2 separate regions of the Homo sapiens genome follow, and region 2 is linked to region 1. A link is a loop called in an ENCODE intact Hi-C map of the cell type or tissue named here. Cell type or tissue: mammary epithelial cell. All regions are shown on one strand. Links, peaks and the distances in the headings refer to the core of each region. The heading gives the core; the rest is flanking DNA.

Region 1 (5,391 bases), core at 260-5,259:
GACTACTATCAAAACACACAAAAATAAGTGTTGGCAAAGATACAGAGATATCAAAACACTTGTGTATTACTGGTAATAATGTAAAGTGGTTCAACCAATGTGTAAAACAGTTTGGCAGTTCCTCAAAAAGTTAAGCATAGAATTACCATACGGCTAAGGGATTCCATCCCTAGCTATATATCCAAAATAATTAAAAGAAATTACTGACATAAGTACATGTGCATGCATGTTTTTAGTAACAATATTCACCATAAATAAAAGGTAAAAAAACAGCCCAAATGTTCATCACTGGATGAATGGATAAACACATGGTGGTATATGAAAACAATGGAATTATTCAACCATAAAAAGGAATAAAGTACTGATGCATGCTGCAATAGAGATAAACTTGCAACACAGCATGCTAAATAAAAGAAGCTGAACACAAGAGGGGGACACCATCACAGATTGGTTCTGAATGGCTGAAGCCCATCTGCCCATGCCTTCCATCTGAGATGGATATATGGCTCTTTTCAGGCCAGGGATACCCAAAGATATGTTTGTTCATGGTTTATGAATAACAATTCTAACAATAAAGCTTGTTTTTACTCTCTACGTCATTGGAGCACTTTACCCTCTCTTCCTCTGGATAGTGAATATGTGGATGTGAGATCCAAAACGTATATAAGCATCTTTCTACCACAGAAAAGCCAGTCAGATGAGAAAGTGAAAAAATTGAGAAGAGAGCTGCTAAATTATTTGCAGAAAAATGAGATAGGAATCTATTCAATCTGATCCTTAATCTCTCACCTTACCTCTGGATTATCCAGCTAAATGGGTCAATGCATTTCCTTTATTATTAAAACCAGTATTAGTTTATTTCCTGCTCTTTTCAAAAAGTAAGATACCAATTGGTACAGAGAAAATCTTCTTCAGGTAGTTCTACTTTTTGTGTATACATAGGACCTACCAAACATTTAAGATCAAAAGAGGATATATAATATTTTCGAATCTATTAATAGAATTACTTAGCCTGGTAGGTACAATGTGTGAGATTAAAATGACATTTAAGAAAGACTACAAAATCACATGGTCAAAAACTAAGGCAGGTTATTGGCCTAAGTACACCTTGTGATAATTTGTTAAATTTAGTAAGATAAAATAACCTCAATTGAATGACTGACCAGGGTTACCAACTGTGTTTATGCTTGACCTTTCTATGGGGTTTATCATCAGGAGTTTTATAGATGAAGGTTCCTGGTGTTTGACCTTCCTAAATCCAACCAAATTCTCCTCACTCATCTAAGAAAAGTCTGGATATTTTGAGTGTGGTGACTGGAAGGCTAACACTAACCATGTTTGCAATATGATGTGTGCTTTTGAGAAATATTTACCTTCATATGCTCAAAGAACCACTTGCTAAACAGGATAAAATAATTTATTTATAACATACAATGTGTGTGTAATTACATATGAAATGATAACGTGAAATCAGTTGTGAGGGTCTATAGTAATGTATACACATAATAACTTTGAGGAAGCAATAACAATTATTTAGCCTGTAGTTTTTGCCAAATGTTCTTATCCCATGAGGTAATGCCTTTATCTGATTCCCCATAATTCATGTGTTGAAAACTTAGCCCCCAATGTAACTGTTTTAGGAGGATAGGAGGTGCTTAGGTCATGAGGGCTCTGCTCTCATGAGTGGATTAATGCCCCTATAAAAAAGGTGTGGAAATGAGTTCACTGTCTTCTGCCATATAGGGACACAGCATTTGTTTCCTTTTGCCCTCTAGCCTTCCACCATATGAGGATGCACAAGAAGGCCCTCACAAGATGCCAGCACCTGCAAACTTCCTAGCTCCAGAACCATTAGAAATACATTTCTATTCATCATAAGCTAGGGTCCAGTTTTGGTGGCTTATGTCTTTAATCCCAGCACTTTGAGAGGCTGAGGCAGGATTATCCCTTGAAGCCAGGAGTTTGATACAGTCTGAGCAGCATAGAGAGGCCTCATCTCTACAATATATATATATATAACGATAAAAATAAATTAACCAGGAACCTGTAGCCCTACCTACATGGAGTACCATCATCCTTTGTTCAGTCCAACAGGGATCGAGGTCAGTGACATAGGAGTTCAAGGCTGCAATGAGCTATGCTCACACTGCTGCGTTCCAGCTTGGGTATATGTTAGAGAGAGAGATATATATATAAAATCTCTCTCTATATATAATATATAATAGCTCTTGCATAATATATATCTATTTATAATATATACTCTCTATTGTAATATATAATATATATAATCTCTATGTATAATGTATAATACATATACATATAACAAATATATTATACATAGATATTTTATATATATATAATACAGTCTGTAGTATTCTGCTATATAACATATATATTATACATAGATATATATATATATATATAATACAGTCTGTAGTATTCTGCTATAGTAGCATAAAATGGACTAAAACAGACAGGTACTATAATAATAGTTGTTATATATATATATAAAAACATGGAAACAAACTTTAAGCAATTGCATCATTTGCAATACTGGGCATCTGTTGCATTTTCCTTTCTAACACTCCTCAACTCACACTTCTTTCCTTAGGATAATAACAACATTTTGATTTTCCCTGGGGGAATGAAACCAACAGCATTCTGTGTGGCTTAGGGGAAGATGGTGCCACCTGTCTTTAGCATTAGGCCTGTAACCCAGGCCTGACTTAGTCAGCATTAATACAACACAGGCTACAGTGATTGGTGTAGGGGTGGGTACATGACTAAATTCTAGGGGTACTTTCAAGCTGCCATAAACAAATGAAATACATTTTTTTCTGCTGAGACTGCTCACAGTGAAGATGATGTACACAGAAGAAAACACAAGAAACAGAGACCAATTGCTGATCACATCCTTTCAGCCCTTGGATGTAGTCATGCCCAAAGCATTTTTATCCGCAACCTCCCCTTTAACTGTGTCCACATATTTTCTTAAGCTGTTTGAATTGGACTTCTGCCTCTTTCTTGCATACAAGATTGTCCTGACTAATAGATTCACTCAAGGCAAGAAGTTAGTCAGTGAGAATTGGGATTTGAAGTGAGGTACTGTTTTCAAGTGACTATATACATCAGAAACCATACATGTCACAGCTTTCTTACCAAAGCTTCTTTGCTGAAATTTCAACCTGCAGGTCCTGAGTTAGGAAATTATCTTGCCAATTTGCATGGGCCAAGAGGAGAGCTAAATGTTAAGAAATGTGTTTAGTTTTCTATTCCCCTGGGTTGACTCTGGATTATAATTAATTGTAGCTTTGGGCTAATTTGTTGCCTAATATTCTTGTATAAAACTGTAAGTGCCATATTAGATTTAACTAGGAGAAGCAGGGGGTTGTCTTCCGGCAAGCCAGAGTTGTAGGAATGATGCAAATGAGCAGTCACATAAGAATGCCATGTTTGTCTTCCTCATTGCTGCTTTCCCTGCAGGGTAACTCTTACTAATTTAGTAATTAGTGGTAGGAAGCTTGAAAATCTGCAAGCTAATTTACACATAAGCAAACTATGTTTAAAATGACATTAACTCACTGTGTTTTGGTATGTGGCCTGACACACAGCCGTTTCATCCCCTTGGCTATATCCCCTGTGGTGCTTTGAAATGGGAAATAATATTAGGGTCTAGCTTGGAAAAAGAGACACATAAAGGGGGAGGATGTCAAGACAGAAATAGTTCTCTTTGGTGCAGCTAAAATCCTAATGGGCTATATCACTGATTGTAGAAGGTATTAACAGTCAAGCACTAAACAGTAATGATGATATTTCATCTCAACTATTGAGTGTTTCAGGCACTGCTGTAAATACTCTCTCTATATTATCACATTTACTCCTTTAAAAAGCCCAATATTATCCCCATATTATGGATAAGAAAACAGTTGTTCAAGGAGCTTAACTAACTTGTCTAAGCTCACACATTTACCAAAAGCAGGGTCAAGATTCCTATGTAGGCCTAACATTTTAATTACATAGTGTGCTGGCTACTATAATACTAGACTTATGCAGAGAAATTTTTGATACGGGATGTCATCAACATTGGCAGTATAGTCAACCCTATTATAATAAAGCTTATTATTATCTCAAATCCTATAGGCAAGCAAACATCTTCATATCAATTTTTCAAAAACTCACTTTTCTATTTGTGTTCACAGCAAAGTCCTTTAAAGAGCTTCTTTCTCCGTAGCTTCAACCCCTCTTTTCTCCTTCACCTATTCCAATAGGACTTTTGTCCTAATAATAAAAGGGCTCTTATTAAGGTTATCAATGATCTTTAACTTGTCCTCTTCCTTATCCTTCCTGTCAACTTCGTTTGACATAGCAGATCCCTTTCTTCTTAAAGCTCTTTCTTCGCTTGGCTTCCAGGTATCACTCCCTCCTCTCCTGGCTCCTTCAAGGACTTATCAATTTCCTTTGCTGACTTTTTTCTTAAGTCTTAAGCATTAAGCATTGGAGTGCCACCCTGGGCTCGATCCTTAGACCTCTTCTCCTCCTCTTTTACACTCTGTTCCTTAACACCTGTCAGCTCAGTCCTTGACACGTGTTTCAAATCCAATTATTTCTCACATCTCCTGCCACATTCCTTGCCTCAGCCACCAGCTCTCTTGCCTGGACTCTTGCTGTAGCTCCTTCACTAATATTTCCTTTTTTCTTTATTCCCCTAAGATCCATTCCCCCCATAGTCGCTAGAGTGAGCTTCTTAAGGTGCACATCAAATTGCAGGTTTTCTCATTAAGATTCTCCAATGCCTTTCCATTGCACATAGAATTCAATCCAAACTCCATTTCATGGTGAACAAGGGTTATTTTAGATTTGCACATCTTTCTCTCTCTTATATTATTTTTCATGGCTGTCGCCTTTGCTTCCTGCATTATTGCCATACTGGCCTTATTTGCTCGTCCTCAAATACTACATGTTTATTTTCAAACCATGCTCTTTTGCACAGCTAGTTCCTACATTCAAGTTCTGTGTCCTTAGGTTTTCACATAGCAGAAAGTTTGTTATCATTCAGATCTGTTCTTAAATGTCACTTCTTCAGAGACTGTCCCTGTAACCCAATTAAAGATCTTCCAGCTTTCACCTAAACTCTCTAATTTCTTACCCTGCTTGATTTTCTTTATTGCAATGCTTCTATCCAAAATTGTATACATATTTACTTGTTAATTGTCTGTTTTCTCCCCTGGAACTCTATCGTCTTCTCCTCTGTGAGAGCAAGAACTTTGCTATTCACTACAGTTTCTTCAGAGCATAGAATGATAGTAAAAATTTAAATAATTATTAAAATTAAGAAATGAATACTTTTTAATAAAAAAAATTTATATGTGTTTCATAATCAGGACTTCCTCC
Region 2 (5,391 bases), core at 279-5,278, 210 kb before region 1:
AAATCATGGGTGGCGGATGTCAAAATCTCTCATTAATTACCCTGTTTTTTTCTTTAAGGAAATTGATTCATGAATAATTGGAAAGGTATTCTAGTTAAGACACACAGAAACACAAACTTAGCGGAGCTGCACTTCAGAGAGTCCCACTGTAATCTGTTAATAGAATCTGCTTTAAATGAGTCACTCCTTAGACTGGCAATGACACCCAGCTTAGTCTGTAAAATCAGGAATCTTTGTGTTGGCTGAAGGAACTTAGTAATCTTAGTTGAATTCCTCTTCCCCATGTCTTTCAAAACCAGAGCACTGGGTCGAACCTAACCCACAAAATAATTCGTCCAAATTAAATTGACTTTTTTACATAACATCAGCACCACCCCTTACACTTTTAAAGTTAAAGACCCTGTTGATCAGGTTACCTGGAAATTTCAAGTGCATCTGACCAGGGATTATCAAGCTCCTTGTGACATCTGTTTCTGATGCTGTGAATGTGATGTCACCACAAATAGAGGATTCTGAATTTTGCTGGTACTAATGCTGAGTGGTGACTTATTGGGGCCTTGCTCATGTTACTTTTTCCTGACGTCATTCAAGCACTTGATGACTTGGGTCAGTTTGTTGCACATTGATGAATAACAAGTGACACCCAATGAAATTACCTCTTCTCCTTTCCAATGCAGTTCGCTTGTACATAAATGTAACGTCATATTGTTTACAGGTTATTTTTGTGCGTAATTGTGATAGCAGATTTAGCTCAAACTTTAAAGGAATTTGTTTACTGACTGGTGTTAAAATGAATGTGCTTATTACAGTATAAACATCATTAATTATGGACTCACATGAATGCATGTCTACATGTCGTCAGTTCTCAGCAGCTCAGTTATTCAGCAAAAAGTCTGCAGTCTGTGAATAGCAAATATACATAAACTACTGTGACTCTAATAACTCTAACTGTTTTTACCTTGGGATGTAACACTGTAGATCTTCGCCTGCTGTATTTCTTTCTTACCTATTTGTTTTTGCGAGAAAAACATGATAGAAAATGCTACTACTAATTGTCCCAATGGAATTGCACATCATTTTGGCAATCATTGGTTCACTCAGAAGGCAACCGCCTATAGATGGAACAGCCCTGAGCAACATATAAATATATACATACATATCTATGTATGCAATATCTACACTGCGAATTACTACCATCTATTCTCACTGCCAATGGAAACAAACTACTCTTTTCTTTGGATTCATTGATGGATATAAAAAATTAATTTGCTATTAACTGCTTTCATATTCTGTTTAGTTCTTATAGTATGGTAAATGATACAGGTGCAGTATCAGTATTGTAAAATTGTATGGTGAAAACTACAAAAGTCATTCTGTGGATATATTTTAAAAGGAAGAACAGAAACTATATTTCAGATTCTTGTGTGAATATAATTACAGAATAGGTAACTATTTTTATGTGTTTCCATAAATGACTCCATTTCATATGCATTGTAATTTAGCACAAATCATAATAAATCATTTGGTAACATTTAGTTGTTATATATATCTATTTCCAGTATACCTAAGAGACTGATGAGTCAACATTATTTTATGCTAACTCAAGAAATTTAGATGAAATATAATTACCATTGCAATTAGTTTATTTCTGGTTTGTTGTGGCAGCTTGCTGAGTTTGGGTACAGAAAAGGAGAAGACTTAATGAATTGGTTATTTATTATACTTAGAATTAAACTGTAATAGGCGGAGGCGTTGCCTCTGTCTCTTGCTAATTGGATGGCTTTGTACTATTTTTCAAACCTCTTGAAACACCAGTTTCCTTATCTGTAAATAGGAAATAGAAATAATGGATATATCACAAGGTTCTTGTGAGAGTTAAATTAGATAATCTATATAAAGCACTTATCACAGTATCTTGTACATTAAATAGCTGCTTAATAACCCTTATCCATTCTTATTACTATTATTCCAAAATGCAAATTTTAAAAAGGAATTCAGCTTCAACACTGAATATCTGAATCCTTTTTTTTATACTTTACCGTTTTATGACATTGCTAATAGTGTTAAGCATTATGTTTTTTAATCAGAAGGGAAAATTCTACAAAAAATAATTTTACAGCTTGGGGGAGCTTTAGAAATAATTCAGCCTTTTGCTGTTGTGAAGTGTTTTTGGTGGCATACTTGCCCCATGATATGCACTGAAAAAATGGAAGGAATTGGGCAACGTACAGTTTGAGAGATGTAATCTCTTTTACACTTTCCACCTTGCACTTTTAAAATGCTCTTTATTATATTTAAAGTCCTGGGAGTTTTGCAGTGAAAACAAAACAAAACAAAACAAAAACTTTCAAACTTTAACCCAGAATCTCCCAGACTGGTCTCACCAAACTTTCTTCCGGTTTTGAGAAACACACTTTGGGAAATGTTTATTTAACCCATTCCCTTCCTTGTATTTCTTGTACAGAAAGGGAAAGTTAAGACCCAGAGAGGAAGAGATGGTTCTGGGTCTAGAACTGCATCTGTGGAATCAAGCTAGGACACTTCTCATATGCTATCTCATGTAAGTGAGATAACAGTTACAGCTTTGTCTTGAGAAACTATTCTAAAGTCACAATATCCATACTGCATGGACCCAAAGTAAAAAGTCCCACAAGGTACAGAAGGCCAAGCAGGAGAAGGTGAGGATCTAGTCTACAGTAATCCTCCTTAAAACTCTGTTACCACTGAAGTCACTTAGGAATGAGATAGTCTATTTTGCCTCAATAAGCTGATCCTTAGCAATAGTGGCTACAAGGATGCTGTACCGTGCTGAATTTCAGTCCACAAGAGGGATGGAAGCTTAGACAGACTGAAGTGATGGAGGGGTTTGGAGAAAAAGTTTTCCCATGAATTCTTTTGTGGAAAGCTGTGGGCTTTCCTCTGAAAACTTGAGAGAGAGAAAGCAACTGTGATGGAGATTTGTGAAGTTAATGACCTCCAAAGCCTTAGAAATTGCTTAAATAGAGCCAAAACTTCATTAAATTTAGGCACAGGGAAAGTCTATGCCTCCACTGTTCCAGAATGACATAGACAAGTAAAGAACCAACATTAAGAGAAAAAGTTGGCTGCAGACTTACAGAATGAACAGCAGGAAGGAATTTATTTGTCACCATTGTTCTGCCCAGAACAGCAGCTAGTTTCCCCCAAAAATCAAGGGTCCTGAGAACACTCCCTAAAGATTCTGCGATGTGGGTGGTGAGGACACAAGGGGGCTCTCTCTACTTGCTGGGGAGCATGGGTGGAAAAAGGGTGTATGGGGAGCCCAGGAAAGCACTGGTAGTAGATCAGGAGAAAGACTCCTCTTGAGATCTCTGGAGAGATTTGGGGAGATTTGTACACAGCCACTGATCAAAAACTCACCCTTCTGATAAATTGAATTGAACAGGACTTGATCAGAAGGATCATAATTTTTGCAACGAGGACAGTGAAAAAGGAAAAAATACGAACTGCTTAGACAATACTTCTTCCCTCCAATTTCAACCCAAAGGCAGCATTCCTTCCCATGACTAAAAAAATATTCAGAGCCCACATCAATCTTGTCCCAAATGGCAGCTGCCACTGAAACAGGTCATGATAAGTCTTCATTTCAATAAGGGGATGATAAAAACCCTTAGCCAGGCAGAGCAGCTTCAGCCTTCAGTAAGCCAGCCTCATGTTGCAGAGCTTAAAAAAATCAATAGGTCAGCAACAAAGGCCCAGGAGGAGGGCAGGGTTTTCAAATGCTAAGATTGCCAAAGAGCTCCAGGCACACCCCATAAACCCCTTGCTTATTCTTATTACCATGTTATGAAAGCACCAAAAATAAATTCTGAGGACTAAACTCAGTCTTTGACTTGTTTTTCTCTTTCTTCTGACTCACCATGTGAGTCTTGCTATCTTTAGGGTAGCAAGAAACAAAAACACCCTACATAACTGGAAGATAGCTAGTATATTGAAATGGTATTGCTCTTCCTCTGTGGATAGGTCTGAGTTCAAACATGCTCTTCAAGGCTGTCTGCTTCCTGATGGATATGCAGCAATTAAATAGGATGTCTCCAAGAGACAAAATCACAGACACATAGGTACCTTTGATACAAATAAAGCTTTTCTCCTCTCCATCCTCCCTGAATGTTCTACTTTTTTTCTATACATTTCTTTCCCTCTCTTTTTATTCTGTTTGTTCTTCACGCGTCTGGAGTATAGGGTAAACATATTTAATAAATCACAGCATCCTTTATCTAACAGTGCCCCTTTCCCCCACCATACGCTTTCCTTGAAGCCTCAATTTCTTCATCTAGTCTGTGATTGGGGACATTGAAGGAGATATATTTTTTGCACCATTTTGCCATCCCTTTCTCAACTGATTTTTACCTCAGCTCTGGCTGGTCTCCTATTTGAAGGAAGAGGTGGAGGTGGGGAGGATTTGGTGGGTCCCAAATATTGACCGTTTTAGATTGTCTTTGAGAGAAAACAGCAAGTCTATCTAGGAGGAAATGAAAGACAAGGAGAAGGTGAGTTGAATGCTGGTGGACTGTGGTCTGTGGTCCTAAAGCTATTGCAAATGGGTGAGCTACCTTAACTGTTTCTTCCCTGGGGATGAAGTGGGAACCCAAGACCTTTCCCTGCTAATTTCCACATATGCCCCAGTTTAATGACTCATTTTCTGCCTTAACCAGAGCTTGCACCCTTTGCTCCAGAAAGTCCAGCATGAATTTCTGTTTTGTCTTTAACATGGATAGACGGGAAGGGATTGGAAATGGTGAGAAAGTAGTGAACTTATTGGAGTTAGACAGAGAAGCCACACAGTTAGCAGCAAATCATTCTTTCTCCCTTTGCCCCTGGGAAAGAGTGGCCCTTAGTACCTAGAAATAATAGACTGTCAGTTTGTTTGTTTTTTTTTCATTAAGGAGATGGATGTCCTGGTCTCTCTGTCACCTGATATTAACAAATGTGAGAGAGTGTGAGGAGGGAAAAAGATGTTAATAATAATCAGTTTTGTGTACCTGAGGCATAAGAGATTTTTTTCCTGATAGAGTAAATGAATAACATGGTAATTAACTTGATCTACTCTTTAGGGAGCTGCTACCTGCAGGTCTCTTTGCAAAGCCCAGGCTTTATGCTCATAGTGCAATGATGTTCACAATGTCCTCTGGCACCTTGAGGTTTGCAGTGTGTATTCTCATTCATCTATAGTTTCTGAAAGCTGAAGCAACAGTTGGGGACTTAGAAAGGACTGCATCATTTTCCTCTTAGTTATTTTCTATAACATAACTTCTCGTAGGTCTGTACAACTATAGAATATCTTACATTGCTATTTATGATGCTTTGAGGAAGTGCTGGAAATATAGCAGATTAAAAATTAGCCAAAATAAT

What was found. A loop is a pair of places that touch in the nucleus more often than their neighbours do. Peaks named below come from ENCODE experiments on the same cell type or tissue, not always from the same donor. Only the 100,000 strongest peaks of a DNase experiment are listed, where the experiment ranks them.
Region 2: it touches region 1 in a loop (2.1-fold over the local background); 1 of 110 quality-filtered maps calls a loop at or near these places.

The regions. Positions count from the first base shown.
Region 1 is chr5:144,695,220-144,700,610 of GRCh38, forward strand. No RefSeq gene overlaps it. Among named protein-coding and RNA genes, the nearest start is that of KCTD16, 530 kb to the left of the region's middle. In mammary epithelial cell, for the core only: a CTCF peak has its summit at 2,682; a DNase peak (open chromatin) is centred at 2,892; H3K27ac peaks cover 404 bases.
Region 2 is chr5:144,484,156-144,489,546 of GRCh38, forward strand. KCTD16 (potassium channel tetramerization domain containing 16) reads left to right here. Exons shown (of 4, transcript NM_020768.4): 4 at 1-1,531. Among named protein-coding and RNA genes, the nearest start is that of KCTD16, 320 kb to the left of the region's middle. RefSeq lists an enhancer at 3,498-3,999. In mammary epithelial cell, for the core only: a CTCF peak has its summit at 3,247 (motif pointing right); no DNase peak of the experiment used is centred there; H3K27me3 peaks cover 135 bases.